Regions from separate parts of the Mus musculus genome. Here region 2 is linked to region 1. Evidence: chromatin loops called from intact Hi-C (ENCODE). Cell type or tissue: left cerebral cortex. All regions are shown on one strand. Each heading gives the region's core, and the rest is flanking DNA. Links, peaks and the distances in the headings are about the cores only. Region 1 holds the start of Zfp457 (zinc finger protein 457). Region 2 holds the start of Zfp953 (zinc finger protein 953).

Region 1 (8,341 bases), core at 264-8,263:
AATGAAGGAATCCTGAAGAATAACTGAGGGTTGGCACTGAGAGAGGGAAGGGCCATTGGTGGAGTTGTAGCCTCATGGGAAGTTGAAAGCCCAGGACTGAGGGGGTCATGCAAAAGAGTTGATGCATGTCACCATGAGGAGAGTCTATGAAAGGCTATTGGTGAAATTGTAGCCTAATTGTAGTGGAAGATGTCAGCACCATAGTATGACCACTAACAACTGAAGTACAAATGGAGTGGAGCCAGCCAGAATCTAAAGGGCTAGAGATCACAAAGCTGGAGAATTGAACTGAATTCTTTGGAAGAGCCCAGATTGTGGATCCCAGATGATGCAGACTTTGAAATTTGCTTTTAAACATTGTTGACATGGTGATAGACTATGGAGACTTTTCAAGATTGATGAAATGCATTCTCCATTATGTTATGGCCATACAACTATGGGGGCCAGGGCCTGGTATGTGATAGTTTGTAGAAGTTTTGCCCCCATAATCTCATGTGGTTAAACATTTGGCCCAGAGGGAGTTTCACTTCTAGGACTGGAGCCTTATTGGAGTCGGTGTGGACTTTTAGAGGAAGTGTGTCACTGTTGAGGCAGGCTCCAGGATATATATATATTTTCAAGTCCCGCCACCTATCCCCAATATGGGATATAAGCTCCCATAAGTCTATTGCCTTTGGATCAAGATGTAGCTCCTTCTCGGGCATCATGTCTGCCTTCATGATGCCATACTTTCCACCATGATAATAATGGAGTTAACTCCTGAAATACAAGATAGCCAATATTAAATGTTTGCCTTGTAAGAGTTGCCTTGGTCGTGGTGTCTCTTCACAGCCAAAAAAAAACCATAATGAAAACATACAGGTTGGCACAACCCCCTTGTCCCCTGAGAGGTATATTTTCCCTTCACCGTCATCTGAAAACTCCCTGACTGCAACTTACAATTAACCAGGTGGATTGCTAAACCGAGAGTGTGCAGGTAAATATTTACTGACTTGAGAGAGATGATATGGTAATCTGGATAGAGGGAACCTTGGCTAAAAGTGAACTTTATGGGATAAGCCTTTAGACAAGTCTATGAAGTAGTACAAAGATTAATGGTTATTTGGGGAGACCTCTGGCCACTGTTGGGCTTTGCATAACTGGAAAAGTGAACCTTGCTTTGTTTGGCAAGGAAACTGAGATATCCCTCGATGAGCTGGAGGAGTGGGTAGAGCCTGAATGCACATGTAGATGAGTTTAAACAAGATAAAATAACCACCACAGAGGTGTGAAGATAGACAAAAGACACATGTTCATTAAAGTAAACTTTGCCATATACACCAATAGATAGTACAATCATTACATTTTATGAAGAGGAATAAGAGAAGTATGTGGATGTATTATAAAGTCATATAGTGATGTTCAGTGATCAAACTTCTATGAAGTCACCATTTGTTATGTAATCAGCTCAGTATGTCTTCCAAGAAGGTATGGAAGTATCTACACATCTCATGTACCTTCCTGTAAGGGATGTAGTTAATGACAGGACCTGTAATGTATTGAGGGAATTGGTACAGGCTCAGGATGGTAAACCTAATGAGTATTGAGAACTGCTCTAGCAAGGAATGTATTTCAGTGGATTTTTGCTTATGACTGACAAATGGGTCTAACTTGTAAATGAAAACTGATAGTTTTTATTCATTTATGTATACATATATATATATATATACATATAAAAGAATATTCCTTTTAAAGATCATTTTTTTTCCTAAACATGAAACCTTTGTTTTACTTCTTCTTATTATTATTCTTGTTCCAGACAGGGTTTCTCTCTATAGCACTGACATATCCGAAATCCACTCTATAAACCAGGTGTCTCCAACTGAGAGATCCAACTCTCTCTGACCAATAACTAACGGAATTGATTGTATGTAGCATCATAAACAGTGTAAGTTTATTTAATTAAATATTTTATTTTACTTTGCTAGAAGCTTGTGTGTGTGTGTGTGTGTGTGTGTGTATCTATTCTACAATAGATTCGTGATGATTTATGAGCCTCGTGGTGTCAAAATATGGTATCTGATCCTCTAGAACTGCTGCTTGTATGTGCTTGAGAGTCATCATGTGCCTGTTAGAAAACAAACTCATATTCTATAAGACATTAATTACTCTTAGCCATGGAACAATCTCTTTAGCCTGTAAGCATAGATTTTAAAGTGATTTTGCAAAAAATAGAACCTACTAGAGTATGTTTCAAAGAGAGAAAATTAAATGGTCAAGATGTAAAAAAATGATAGTAGGCAGTAAACTTAAAACTGGGATCATGGTCTAAACAAACATATTAGTCCTGAGACTCTGGCTCCAGTAGACTTTTCCATAACTATGCCTGGGTTCCTAATATTCTGCTGAATGAGGCTCCTCTTTGATGATATGTTCAGGTTGTGACTACACCACCGTAACTCCTCCTCCTATTGAATTATACAGCCACAATGCACAGAAATGGAGACTGCAGAAGACTTGTAAATGGATGCTGCATCCTCACGGATGAACACATCTCATGTGAATGACTACCCTCTTACAAATGTGTGCATGAAAAGACACAAACATACATGTATACATATACCATACACACAACTAATTTAAGCTTACCCTTGACTAGCTTACAAATAAATAAGACTCAGACTATGGTTATTTCCATTGGCTTTGACAATTACTGGGGAGGGCAGCCCTCATTTATTCTTCTAACTGCTATCCTGGTGTCCTCCTTTCTTCCCGATGGTATACCCCAGATACTTGCTGTTTCTCATGGCCATGTCTCATCTTTGAGACATGGCATCTTTGTCCTCTTTCCCCATTCTTCCTCCTTTTCCTGGTCTCTCTTCCTTCTCTCTCTCTTCTCGACCCTCTACCAGGTAACTCAAAACCCACCTACCTGTAATTTCTCCAGTAATTGGCTGTAGCCAATTTGATTTAACTAATAGTATTAAATCAAGGAACAAGGTTTGCACAACAGAACCTTGTAAATGTGAGAAGTCTGTGGTAGGCTTAGATCTTCGGGTATAGAATTTAGCATTACATACATAGCAACAGACCAGACCTCAACACATAACACATATTGGAAAACTAGCTATGCTGAGAAATAATAACTTTTGTGGCTTCTGACAATGCCCTTCACTGCAGCATTCAGGAGGAGGACAGACCAGTCATGATGCTTGCCAATCAAGCACAGGTACACACACGTACTGCTCCTTGCCTCTAGTTTCTCTGAGTGAGCAAATGATCTGCATCTCTGGATAAACATACTCCTGAAAAAGAATAGGGACTCTGCACAGTCTTTGCGCTGAAACGGGTTCCTTTTGGATCATTAGGATTCCGGGAAGTATGAAGCCTTTTCTGTAATGGAGTTTGTAACTTTGACTCAAGTATGAACTACACAGGAATAAACCTTCCCATGAAAAGGTAGGGATTCTCAATCCTGCATGTTTCCAGTGTAACTTCTTTATTACAGTGACTTATTTGACAGTAATATGAACATATATCTGATACCTTTGTATTCAAGGAGAAAACACTCAAGTGTTCTATTTAGAAGGGAGGGAAGTTCAAGACAGATAACACTAATGTTCAAATATTTTCAAATATGACCGATGACAGGATCAGTGCAGAGACAGGAAAATCAATAAGAAACATCAAACCTAAGGCAAAGGGAAATCCTGTAAGTGCACAATGGCTCGACAGTCAGTACACACACCATTGTGATCCCAGGAACTCTGCCCCTCCCCTTGGGAGACAGGAAAGCCTGTACTAAGAAAACATCTGCTGGTGACTAGATTTGATCTCCAATTCTTCTATCTTAAGCGACTAAGATGGTTTCAATAGAATCGTAAAGAGATAATGCTCACTCCTACATTAACTTCCTGCTTCCACATTCTTAAATAAAGCAGATCATGAAAGCATGAATTTTTCATTCGTGAATGATTCTATACATAGATCAGAGTTGTAGCAGAGATAACATGGAAACGTGATGAACGTGATTACTGTGAAAGGCTCATCTTACAGGCAAACATTTCGTGCCATGACCAAGGATTTTAAAAGAGCCCAAATTCCATGTGCATGCCCATGTGCAGCTGCTCTCAGTGGACTGTAATCCAGGCAGTGTACAAAAGCTCTTCAGTGGGTTCCCGGAAGTCCTTCCAACTGACTTGTGGGAAATGTAGTCCCATCGCCTGTGACGTCATCAGAAAGAGCTGTCAGCAACAAAATTCCGTATTCTTTCTTCAAACTTCGCTTCTTCTCAAATTTGTGCAGCTGTCCTGTTGAGCGCTGCATTTGGATTTCTGCCATGGAGGTTGGTGCAGGGAACAGCACCATCTTGCAGATCTGAAGGACTGTGCAGGGTGGCGGATAGGGCACAGAGAGTGCCAACTTGGGCTTGTGAGACAGGAAGCTGCTGACCTTGAGGTGCTGTGCTGACCTAGGCTGGGCCACTGTCCCTGGGCACAGGTTTGAAGAGGAGAAGGTTGGAAACAGCAGGATGGCAAGGGCAGGCAGGGTCTGCTCACTGCCTGTGCCTGAGATGCTGACGGGAGCTCACGCATCTTTGCTGGGGAAACGTGCTCTGCCTAGCTGACGGGTTCTCCTGTGGTGGTTGTCAGATTCTTAGGACATACAGAACACGTGGACATCTAGCGCCCCATATACTTTATGTCCTAGAGATTACTCCTGGTTTGAGCTCACACAGCTTCCCAAAGGTCCTAGTGTCTAGGGACAGAGAGTCCTGTGACGGTGATTGTTGTGTGGGTTGTTAGTTACTTTTCCTTTGGAATGAATTGTTAGATTTATGGATGCCTTGGTTAGAGTGGGAATTTCCAATAGACATCTCTGTGACTTGAATCATCACAATACATGGCTATGTAGCCACAGAATAATCTTGTAATTGGTATGAACCTATGTTTGCCCAATCCAGATAATTATGGATTTTGCACATCAAATTAAAATCGCTAGACAGCAGTACCTCAACGGTTCTGAGTATGTGTTCTGTCCAAATTTGGACTTCTTTTCAGATGAGAGACGACTTGGTGTGATGAGAGATTGCTGGGTGGGGCTGGAAAGTCTGAAAGGGAAGAGGAAAATGGCTCTGCTCATCTGCCAGGCTCTGTAAATTGTTCTCTAATCTGCCAGGCTCTGTACATTGCTCTCTAATCTGCCAGGCTCTGTACATTGTACTATGTTTTCTTATCACATGATTTTCTTCTGTCTCTTCACATTGTCAGCAGCGTCTGAACTGTCCTAAATTTAACTGTCTTAAATATTAAATTTTCTGTCCCTCAATGTGACATTCAGGTTTACTGAGGCACCTTTAATAGTTTTAGGAAGAATTCCCCAAGTTTTTCAACTGCTTTGGAACAGCTGGAATATAAATTTGGAAAGCTGTTATACATTTGGGGTCTAATGATTTTTCACATAGGTTCCTGTCTATGCATAGTTCTCCTCCTGAAGGGTTAAGAGAATAGTTTAGTCCAGAGCCATTTGAATAGCCTTGATCTGAGAACACAGATTTACTTTAATCCAAATTCTATGCTCCAACATGGAATCAGTTTCATGGTTTTACAGAACAAAGAATGTCATTAACCAAGGAAAATTTAAAATACTTTGGTGTGAGTCGATAGAAGCATGTACTACGATATATGGGAGATATTCTATTCACCTAAGATACCATCTGCTGAGATTTTAGCTTTTGGATTCATAGAAACTTATGTTCTCCCTTGTCAGTGGATTCTGGGAGGTTTTTATCTATTGTCATAAGCTATGTGGTCCACTATAGAGTGAGGCAAGGACTGACCCTGAAGGTAAAACCAGCCCAAGGTAAGACAGCTAACCCTGAACCTGCAGAATTCCAGGCTCTGCCCCTCGGTGAACTTACACGTGGGCCATCAGACTCTGCACCCACAGACTCCTTACAAGAGTTTTGCATTCACAGAATACACACAGATTTTAGTGTGTGTGTGTGTGTGTGTGTGTGTGTGTGTGTGTGTGTGTGTGTGTGTGTGTGTTTCAAGATTTCTCCTCCACAGCCGCTCCCCCTATCTCAGGGGATCTTGCTTATATTATCACTCTTCAGTCAAACCAAGTGTTTGTGAGCCAGAGCTGGAGCCTGACCTACAGCATTCAAGTCTACTGTCAGGAAGCATGGGCTTCAGACCACCTTGTCCTAGCTACTGGAATTTTCAATGAGTTTGCAACCATATCTAGAATAAATAGACACTTCCTAGTTAATGTTACATATAACAGTTTATCAATTGGGAATTGTGTGCTGCCTTGTGCAACAAAACACAGTCCTTATAATATAGAAAGAGTACATGAGCATCGTCACATATAACTTACAGGCACCAAATATTTATTTATATGTATTTAAAATCAAACAGCCTAATTATTGAAGAGTGAACTTAAGTATATTCTATGATTCATTTCTGTCATCTCTGTGTTTTGAGGAGGAGTCAGGAGTCCTGGAATTCAAAGTCATCCTCTCCTTCATAGCCAACTCAAGGGAGCCTAGGCTACGTGAGACTCTGCATATTAAAAAGATTCTTAAAATGTTGTTCTTTGGGTGTTATAATAACTTCTTCATGTTCCTTTCACTTCTGAGCACCAGGGACCGGACAGAAATCCATCCAATTGACATCTTCTAATTATAAAGATGTTACATGGTATAGCATTGGAAATGTAAATGAGCTAAATACCTAATAAAAAATGGAAAAAAAAATAAAGATGTTACAAATGTGCTTTAAGAAGTTCTATGGGACGTACTTGAAATCTTAAATCCACATTTTCACTAGCATCCTTTTGTTAATGTTGGAGATTAGGAACTTGTTTCCATTTACCATGTGGGGAAAGGTTCTCCTCTTTGCCTGACTTGACTCTTCCTCTGATTTTCAGGAAAGATTAGTTATTGTTGCATATTCTTCTGTTTTTTTTTCCTGTCATGACCTCATGGGGATTTCTAATTTTACCTGAATTTTTCCTGAACAACTTGACACTCTGCAAATGGAAAATGACCACCACATCTACCACTATCCATCAAATCTGGTATCACCGACATCCATGCAGTAATGTGTCCTGGTGGAATACCCTCTTCTTCCTCCAGGAGGAGTCAGTCTCCTATGCTGTGCAGTCCTGACTTTTTCCTCGAAGGCTCTTTTCATTTCATCCTAATGTTACTGTGAGTGATGATATGAATGAAGGACTCACTGATTTTAACAAAGCCAGGCAGGAACCTTGTCACGTTTGATAAGTCATTTATGGAAAACTTTGAAGTGTCCTGTGTTGGGTGATGTCATTCAGTTCCTGGTGATAGTTGTGTACATGTCAAAGGTCATGAAATGAATACAAAAACCTTATTTGTGCTGATTTTGATGGGCATCAAAACAAGAAATGAATAACCCCGAGATGCATAGGTTGCTGTCAGTTTCTGCTTTTAAGTTAAAATATTTCAGTCAGTCTTTTGTGCCATGGAAATGTTAGTGATCCCCAAAAACACACAGGAGCCAATCTGATGCAACTCACAGCAGGGTCTTTATTCTACTCGAGCTGGCTGAGGTGCACCCCCCCTCCCCAGTGCACCACCATCATGCAGGACAGATTTTTTTGGGGGGGGGATGTCTACGGGGCAAAGCTTTATAGTAAGCAGCAAGCAGGGAATACATGTGCAAACATCTAATTGGAAAGCTCCTGTGGCCTTTAACATAATCGGCTGGTGCTGGGAGTCATATCATAAACTTAACTTCTGCTCCCCCTCTGCATTGGTGGTCATTAGGCAAGGGGTGGGTGTGATGGTTTGTATATTCTTGCACCAGGGAGTGGCACCATTTAGAGGTGTGGCCTTGTTGGAATTGGTGTGACCTGGTAGGAGTAGGTGTGTCACTGTGGGTGTGAGCTTAAGACTCTCACCCTAGTTGCCTGGAAGTCAGTCTTCCACTAGCAGCCTTTGGATGAAGACACAGAACAATCAGCCTCCTGCACCTTGCCTGCCTGGATGCTGCCATGCTCCCACCTTGATGACAATGGACTGAACCTCTCACCCTGTGAGCCAGCCCCAATTAAATGTTGTTTTTCATAAGACTTTCCTTGGTCATAGTGTCTGTTCACAGCAGTAAAACCCTGACTAAGACAGTGGGCTTGTAACCTGGGGGTGCAGGTTTGTTGGGGGAATAATCTATAGGCACTGATCTTGTTGAGGGTGTAACCTGGAAACTCTGGTCTTGTTTTGGATTAGCCTAGAGACTGGAACTAGGCTTGGGTTTTGTTGGGGGGGGGCAACTTGGAAACTAATGTTTGGTACCAGCCTGTTAGTTTATCTGAGTTCAAA
Region 2 (8,341 bases), core at 182-8,181, 54 kb before region 1:
ACTGGGCTCTGATGAATTAACTGGTTGTTAATCTTTTTCAAATGTTAGATTGCCTTAAGAAAAATGAGTCCAAAGGCCCAGTTCCTGCCCCTTCATAAAATTCAAGGATTCGAAAAGAACTAATAGAACTGGGGAATAAGGTGACTTAGGCCAGGCCAGGTTATCCTGACACTGTACCCCATACCCTCTGGAGCCTCCTCAGGGAGGCTCTGAAAAAGAAAATTGTCTTTGCTGAGACAAGACTTATATGTATACAAAGGATTCCTTCTAAAAAACTGTCCATTGTGCGGGGGTACAGGGAAAAACCAAACAACAACAAAAAATCAACCAAACAAAACACAACCCTTTGTTATACATCTCATGTGATGTGAGTGCAGCCTTTTGACCTTTAAAACTCTACCCCCACTCCCTTCCCTATTAAGATCCTTTCTGAGTGGAAGCCCAAGCTTTCTCACGAATACCCTTATTGGCTTATTAATAAGGAAAAGTTGTAACTCTCACATGGGCTATTTCATTTGCCAGTTCTGAAGTCAAGATAGAATTCTCATTTGATGAATAGTGGCTGTTCATTTATACCCTCAGCTGGTACCAACTGAGAAGCTTGCTGTCTGCTGGCTACCTTTCATATTGGTGGCACAATCTAGGTATGCTACCATCGAAGTACCTGAATAAACAGTCTTACCCAGCAGTGAACACAGGGAGTAGAATAAATGGTCAGGCAAATTGAAGTGCCAGTGGAGCAATAGGGACAGCAAAGTTATGGGAGTGACCAATTATTTTCTGGTTGAATTTAAAGCTCATTCCATGGACAGTAACTAATAACTGGTGATGTTAATCAGATGATAAAAAGGAGTATTGGTGAAGGTGTAGCCTCATTGGTAGTTGAAAGCCCAGGATTGAAGAGGTCATGCAAAAGAGTTGATGCATGTCACCATGAGGAGAGCCTATGAGAGGTGATTGGTGAAATTACAGCCTAGTTGCAATGGAAAACCCCAGTGCATTGAAGATGCCAGTACCATAGGATAATCTCCAACAAGTGAAGTACAAATGGAGTGGAACCAGCCAGAGCTTAAAGGGCTACAGAGCACAGAGCTGGAGAATTGAAACTATTCCTTTGGAGGAGTCCTGATTGTGGATCCCAAATGTTGTAGACTTTGAACTTTGCTTTTAAACACTGTTGAGATGGTGATAGACTGTGGAGAGTTTTCAAGATGGACAAAATGCATTCTCCATTGTGTTATAATCAGAGGCTTATGGGCACCAGGACCTGAAATGTGATATTTTGTAAACGTTTTTTTCTCCCATAAACTCATATCTTTGAATGCTAATAGGAAATGGGGCCTTATTGGAGTCGGTATGGAGTTTTAGAGGAAGTGTGTCACTGTAGAGACAGGCTTCCAGGTCATTCATGTGTGTGTGTGTGTGTGTGTGTGTGTGTGTGTGTGTGTGTGTGTGTGTGTATGTGTGTGTGTGTCTTCACGTATCACTACCTATCTCCAATGTGGGACATAAGCTGCTTCTGGCTGACTTTGGATCAAGATGTAGAAGTCTCAGCTTCCTCTCAGGCACCATGTCAGCCTGCATGCTGCCATGCTTCCCACCATGATTATAATGGAGTAAACCTCTGAAACTTCAAGCCAGCCAAAATGGTAGACATGGGGTTCTTGAGAACTGCACTAGGAAGGGCTCTATTTCAGTGGGCTTTTGCTGGTGAAAGTATCTATCTTTTAAAATGGCAATTGGTAGGTGTTTAACAATTTGTGTTATGTTTAAACAGTTAAAAAAACAATATTCCTTTCAAATATCATTGTTTTCTAAACATGAAGCCTTGGTTTTACTTCTTATTGTTATTGTACTTGTTCCAGACAGGGTTTCTGCATTGATATTCTTGAAATTCACTCTATAAATTGCCATCCTCCAACTGAGAGATCCAGCTCTCTCTGACCCCTGTCTAGTCAAAATAGGTGGATGTACCACCATCGGCAGCATAAATTTTCAATTATACATTTTATTTCACTTTACTAGAAATTTGTTTCCGTGTGTGTCTGTCTGTGTGCCTATCTTTTCTACAACTGATGCCTGATGATGTGAAAAGAAGATATCTGATCCTCTAGAACTAATGCTTATATGTGCTTGAAAGCCATTACAAGTGTGTTAGAAGACAAACTCATCTTTTATAAGACAGTAATTACTCTCAACTATTGAACAATCTCTTTAGTTTGTAAGCAAAGATTTTAAAGTGATTTTGTCAAACATGGCACCTATTGGAGAATGTTTCAAAGGGAGAAAACTAAATGGTCAGGATGTTAAAAAATGACAGTAGAAAATAAACTTAAAATGGTGAACTTGGTCTAAACAAACATATTAGGCCTGAATATCTGGTTCCATTAGATGTTTTGATAAGTATGCCTGGGTCCCTAATATTCTGCTGAATTAGGCTCTTCTTTGATCACATGTTCAGGTTGTGACTACACTATGGTAGCTCCTCCTCCTATTGAATCACACAATTACAATGCAAAGAAATGGAGACTGCAGAAGACTTGTAAATGGATGCTGCAACTTCAAGGATGGGCACATCTCACGTGAATGACGACCCTCTAAGGTAGGTGTGCATGTAGCAGACACAAACATAGATGTACACATATACATGTGTAATATAACCAATTTAAGGTTACGCCTTACAAATAAACTCAATTCGGATTAGGGTTATTTCATTTGGCTTTGACAATTACTGAGCTGCAACCCTTAATCTACTCTTCTAACTGCTGTCCTGGCTGCCTTCCCAGTGGAAGTTGCAGTTTCTCCTGGCCACATGCTCATGGTCCGTCTGCTCCAGGGCAGCTTCGTCCTTTTTTTCCCATTCCTCCTCCTTGTCCTGGTGTCTCTTCCTTCTCTCTCTTCTCCACCTCCTACCAGCTAACTCAAAACTCACCTGCCTCAAATCCCTCCAGTAATTGGCTGTAGCCAATTTGATTTATCCAGTAGTTTTAAATCAAGGAACAAGGTTTACACAACAGAACCTTGTAAATGTGAGAAGTCAGTAGAGAGTCTAGACCTTTGAGTAGAGAATTTAGCATAACAAAACATAGCAACACACCGAACCTCAACACATACACATATTAGAAAACTTGCTATGCTCAGAAATTCTGTCCTTGTGGTTGCTGACAATGCCTTCCACTGCAATATTCAGGAGGAGGACAGACCACTCATGACCTCATTCTAAACAGACATGCCAATCAAGTGTCCAGGTGAATGTACTGCTTCTTGACTCTAGTTTCTCTAAATCGAGGAAGGTGTTCTGCATCCATAGGTAAACACACTCCCTGACAAAGAACTCAATAGGGACTCTGCACAGTCTTTGCTCTGAAACAGCTTCCTTTTGAATCATAATATATCAGGGAAGTATGAAGCCTTTTCTGCAATGGGGTTTGTAACTTTGACTCAAGCTTGAACTTCACAGGAATAAACCTTCCCAAGAAGAGATGGGAATTCTCAATATTGTATGTTTCCAGTGTAACTTCTTTAATATACCGACCTCATTTGGCAATGCTATGAACATATTTCTGATACCTTTGTATTCAAGAAGGAATTATCTCGGTGTTCTGCTTCGGAGAAATAACGGAAGTTCAAGGCGGATACCACTGATGTTCAAATATTGCCAAATATGAACGATGACAGGCTCACATGAGAGACGGAGAATTCAATACGGAACATCAAACCTAACACAGGCAGAAATCCTATAATACAAAATGGACCAAGAGTTAGGACATACACCACTGCGATCCCAGGAGCTCTGCTCCTCCTCTTGGGAGAGATGCAGAGGAAAGCAAGTGCTCAGAAAATACCTGATGGTTGCTGGCTTTGAATTCTAAGTCTTTTGTCTTAAGCACCTGATATGCTGCGTAGCAGGCAGGGTCACCAAGGATGGTTTCAAGAGCACCTTAAATTAGCTCTTGCTTCCATATTTTTAAGTAAAGCAAGTCATGAAAGTGCGAGTTTTCCATGTGGTAGTAAGATAGTTTAAAATCACGGTGTTCTAGCAGAAATAACTAAGAAACCTGATAAACATCACTGTGAAAGGGTCGACTCACAGGCTAACATTGCGTGCTGGGACCACAGAACTTTAAATGAATCCAAATGCCCTGTGACTGCCCAAGTGCAGAAGACTGTTTCTTCCCAACTTCAAGGAATCACAGTCAGGATACCAGCAGGTGAACAACCCAGTTCTGTGGGTTCATGGAAGTTCTTCGCACTGATTTGTGGGAAATGTAGTCCGGATGCCTGTGACGTCATCAGAAGGCTGGCCGTTGCTATCAAACTTCCGCATTTGATTTTCAAACTTAACTTCTCCCCAGAGTTAGGCGTCTGTCCTGTTGAAACCTTCGTTTGGATCTCTGACATGGAGGTTGGTGCAGGGAACACCGCAACCTTGCAGATCTGAGGGACTGTGCAGGGTGGCGTATCGGGCACGGAAGGAGCTTATCTGGGCTTGTTATGAGACAGGGCAAGCTGCTGACCTGGAGATGTTGTGCTGACCTAGGCTAGGGAAGAAAGTTGGAAACAACAGGATGGCAAGGGCAGGCTGGGTCTGCTGACTGCTTATTTCTGAGATGCTGAAAGGAGCGCACTCATCTTTACTGGGGAAATATGCTCTGCCTAGCTGACCCGTTCTCACGTGGCTGTAGTCAGATTCTCAGGAGATTTAGAACACTTGGACATCTAGCGCCTCCTATACTCTGTGTTCTATCTAGTACTGGAGTTTGACTTCACAAATCTTCCTAAAGTTCCTAGTGCCAGGGACAAAGAGTCCCGTGAGGGTGATTGTTGTGTGGAATGTTAGTTCCTTTTCCTTTGGAATAAAGTGTTAGATTTATGGATGCCTCGGGTTGAATAAGAACTCAGGATGTATAATCCTGTACCTGAATCACCACAATACATGGCTGTATAGCCACAGAGTAGTCCTGTAATTGATATGAACCAGTGTTTGCACAATCCAAATAATTATGAATTTTGCCCTTCTGCTAAAAAAAAAAAACACTAGACAATAATACTCAACAATTCTTAGTATGTGTTCTGTCCAAAATTTGGACTCCTTCTCAGATATGAGAGATGACTTGGTGAGATGAGAGAAATGGAACTCATGATCTCTGGAAGGGACTGGAATGTCTCTGAAAGAGAAAGGAGATGGCCCTCCTCTGGTCACATGATTTTCTTCTGTCTGTTCACATTATCAGAAATATCTAAATTCTCTTAAATGCACTCTGTCCCTGTATCTGGCACCCAGCTTTACTGCTGCTCACTGGACATTTCTAGAATGATTTCCTCATGTTTTCCTGTGGTTGTAAGAAAAATTCAGAAAGCTCTGGCACACTTGGGGTCTTATAATTTTCACATAGGTTCCTGTCCATGCAAAATGCAGTTCTCCTCTTAAAGGGTTAAGAGACAGTTTAGTCAGCCTTTTGAGTGGCCATTATCTGAGAATACAGACTTAGGTTAATCCAAATTCTGTGCTTCAACACAAGGCAGTTTCATGGTTTTACAGAACAGAGAATGTCATTAACCAAGGAAAATTTAAAATACATTGGTGTGTGTCTCATAGAGTCATCGGAGATATTCTATTTACCTAAGATACCATCTGATGAGGTTTTAGCTTTTGGACTGATAGAATTTCATGTTCTGCCTTGTCAGTGGATTCTGAGAGGTTTTTTATCTATTGTCACAAGCTGTGTGGTCCACTATAGAGTGAGGTAATGACTGTCCCTGAAGAGAAAACCAACCCAAGGTAAGACAGCTAACCCTGAACCTGCAGAATTCCAGGCTCTGCCCCTCCGTGAACTTCCACATGGGCCACCAGTGTCTGCACACAAAGACTCCTTGTAAGAGTTTTGCATTCACAGAGTACACACAGGTTTTTGTGTGTGTGTGTGTGTGTGTGTGTGTGTGTGTGTGTGTGTGTGTGTTTTGCAGGGTTTCTCCTCCACAGCTCCTATCACTATTTTCAGTGATCTTGCTTATATTGTCACTCCTCAGTCCAATTGAGTGTTAGTGAGCCGGAGCCTGGCTTATGGCATTGAAGTCTACTCCCAGAAAGCATGGGCTTCAGACAACCTTGTTCTACTAATGGGATTTTCAATGAGTTTCTTGCCATATCTAGAGTAATAGATATTTCCTAATAAATGTTGCTAAACTGTAGGAAAATTATGAGTATATGAAGTTGGAATCTTGTGCTGCCTTGTACATCAAAACATGTTCCTTACAATGTAGAGAGGGTACAGCCGCATGCTATATATAACTTCCAGGTACCAAATATTCATATATATTTTAAATTAAACAGCTCTATGGCAGATAAGTGAACTTAAGCCTAGTCTGTAACTCATTTCTGACAGCTCTGCTTTTTGAGGAGGAGTCAGGAATCCTGGGGTTCAAAATCACCCTCTCCTTCATAGTCAATTCATTGTGAGCCTAGGCTATTTGAGACACGTGGTTTAAAAAGAATATTAAAACGTAGGGTTTTTTTTTTAATGTGGTAATTACTTCTTCTGGTTGGTCTCAGTTCTGAGCACCAGTGACCTGACAGAAATCCATCCAATTCACTTCTTCTAATTATGACAACTTACAAATGTGCTTTAAGAAGTTGTATCAGATATATTTGAAATCTTAAATCCAAATTCCACTAGCATCCTTCTGTTAATGACTAGTGTTTGGGGATTAGAAACTTGTTTCCACTGACTGTGTGGGAAAGGATTCCCCTCTTTGCCTGGCTTGAGTATTCCTCTGTATTTGCAGGGAATGGTAGTTTTGTTTGCATACTCTTCACGATTATTTTCTGACATGACCTCGTGGTGACTTCTGCTGAATTCACATGAATCTTTTGAGAACAGCACTACTGCTGTTCTACAGATAGAATATGACAGCTTATCTACCACTGTCCTTCGCATCTGAAACTGCTACCATCCAGGCAGTAAACTGTCAAGGTGGGCATCCTTCCTCTTCCTCAGGGAGGAGTCCAGTCTCCTATGCTGTGCAGTGCCTCCCTTCTCCTTGCAGGCTCTTTTCATTTCATCCGAATCTACTCTGACTGATGATACGAATGAAGGACTCAGTGATTTAAACAGACTGACTATGTTGGTCTTTTGTTGAGCCCATATCCTTTCCTTGTCCTACAATACTTCCACTAACTCTTCTATGAGACTCCCCAAGCCCCTTCTAATAATTTGGTTGTAGGTCACTGCATCTGTTTCAGTCAGATGCTTGGTTGATCCTCTCAGAGGACATTTAACGGAAACCCCTGCCTGCAATACTAACAGAGTACTATTAATTGTGTTAGTCATTGGTTCTTGTCTGTGGGAAGGGTCTCAAGTTGGATTAATCAAGGGTTGGCCACTCCCTCAGTCTCTGCTCCATCTTTTTCCTTGCACTTCCTGTAGGTAGGATGAATTTGGGGTCAGTTTTTCTCCTTGGATCTGTGTCCTTATCTCTCCAATGGGGGTCCTGCCTGACTACAGTAGGAAGCCACATTAGGCTCCATATTCCCCACTGCTAGAAACTCAGCTAGAGTAACCCTCATAGACTCCTTGAAGCCTCTTGCATCCCTGGTCTCAGACTTGTCCCAAAGATCCCCCTTCCCCTGCCCACCATCGAATTCCATTCACTCTACTGGCCCTCTCTCCCAGGCTCTCTCTCCACCTGATCCCCATTACCCATACCCCTGCCTATCCCCTTCCCCACCCACCTCCTCCCCTCCATCCACTCCCGATGACTTTTATTTCCCCTTCTGAGTGAGATCCGAGCATCCTCCCTTAGGCCCTCCTTGTTATTTAGCTTCTTTAGGTCTCTGGAATATAGCTTAGTTATCCTGTACTTTATGGCTAATACTCACTTATAAGTGAGTACATACCATGCATGTCCTTTAGGGTCTTGGTTACCTCATTCAGGATAATGTTTTGTAGTTCCATCCATTTGCTTGCAAATTTCATGATGTCCTCGTTTTTAATAGCCGAGTAGTATTCCATTCGTCCATTGTGGTATATCTGATTGTTTGCAGTTTCTGCCTGTTGTGAATAAAGCTGCTATGAACACAGTTGAGCAAGGGTCCTTGTGGTGTGCAGGAAGATCTATTGGGTATATGCCCTGGGTCTTGAGGTAGAACTATTTCCAGTTATTTGAGAAAGTGCCAAATTGATTTCTGTAGTGGTTGTACAGGTTAGCAAACCCACCAGCAGTGGAGGAGGGTTCTCCTTGATCCACGTCCTTGCCATTCTGTCATTCTGATGGGTGTAAGGGAGAATCTCAGAGTCACTTTGATTTGTGTTTCCCTAATGACTAAGAATGTTTAACCTTT

Evidence for each region. Hi-C counts contacts between places; a loop is a spot of excess contacts. Peaks named below come from ENCODE experiments on the same cell type or tissue, not always from the same donor. Only the 100,000 strongest peaks of a DNase experiment are listed, where the experiment ranks them.
Region 2: it touches region 1 in a loop (7-fold over the local background); 4 of 42 quality-filtered maps call a loop at or near these places.

What each region holds. Positions count from the first base shown.
Region 1 is chr13:67,302,333-67,310,673 of GRCm38, reverse strand. It overlaps Zfp457 (zinc finger protein 457), which reads left to right and starts at 4,262. Exons shown (of 4, transcript NM_001003666.2): 1 at 4,262-4,324. The coding sequence starts at 4,319. In left cerebral cortex, for the core only: CTCF peaks have their summits at 4,172 and 4,373; DNase peaks (open chromatin) are centred at 4,199 and 5,021; H3K4me3 peaks cover 1,412 bases; H3K27ac peaks cover 1,278 bases.
Region 2 is chr13:67,356,568-67,364,908 of GRCm38, reverse strand. Zfp953 (zinc finger protein 953) reads left to right here and starts at 4,337. Exons shown (of 4, transcript NM_001038651.3): 1 at 4,337-4,405. The coding sequence starts at 4,400. It overlaps Zfp456 (zinc finger protein 456), which reads left to right. Exons shown (of 4, transcript NM_001001186.3): 4 at 1-1,325. Gm17039 (predicted gene 17039) reads right to left here and starts at 4,244. Exons shown (of 2, transcript NR_167764.1): 1 at 3,846-4,244; 2 at 1-3,737. In left cerebral cortex, for the core only: a CTCF peak has its summit at 4,734; a DNase peak (open chromatin) is centred at 4,282; H3K4me3 peaks cover 1,236 bases; H3K27ac peaks cover 627 bases.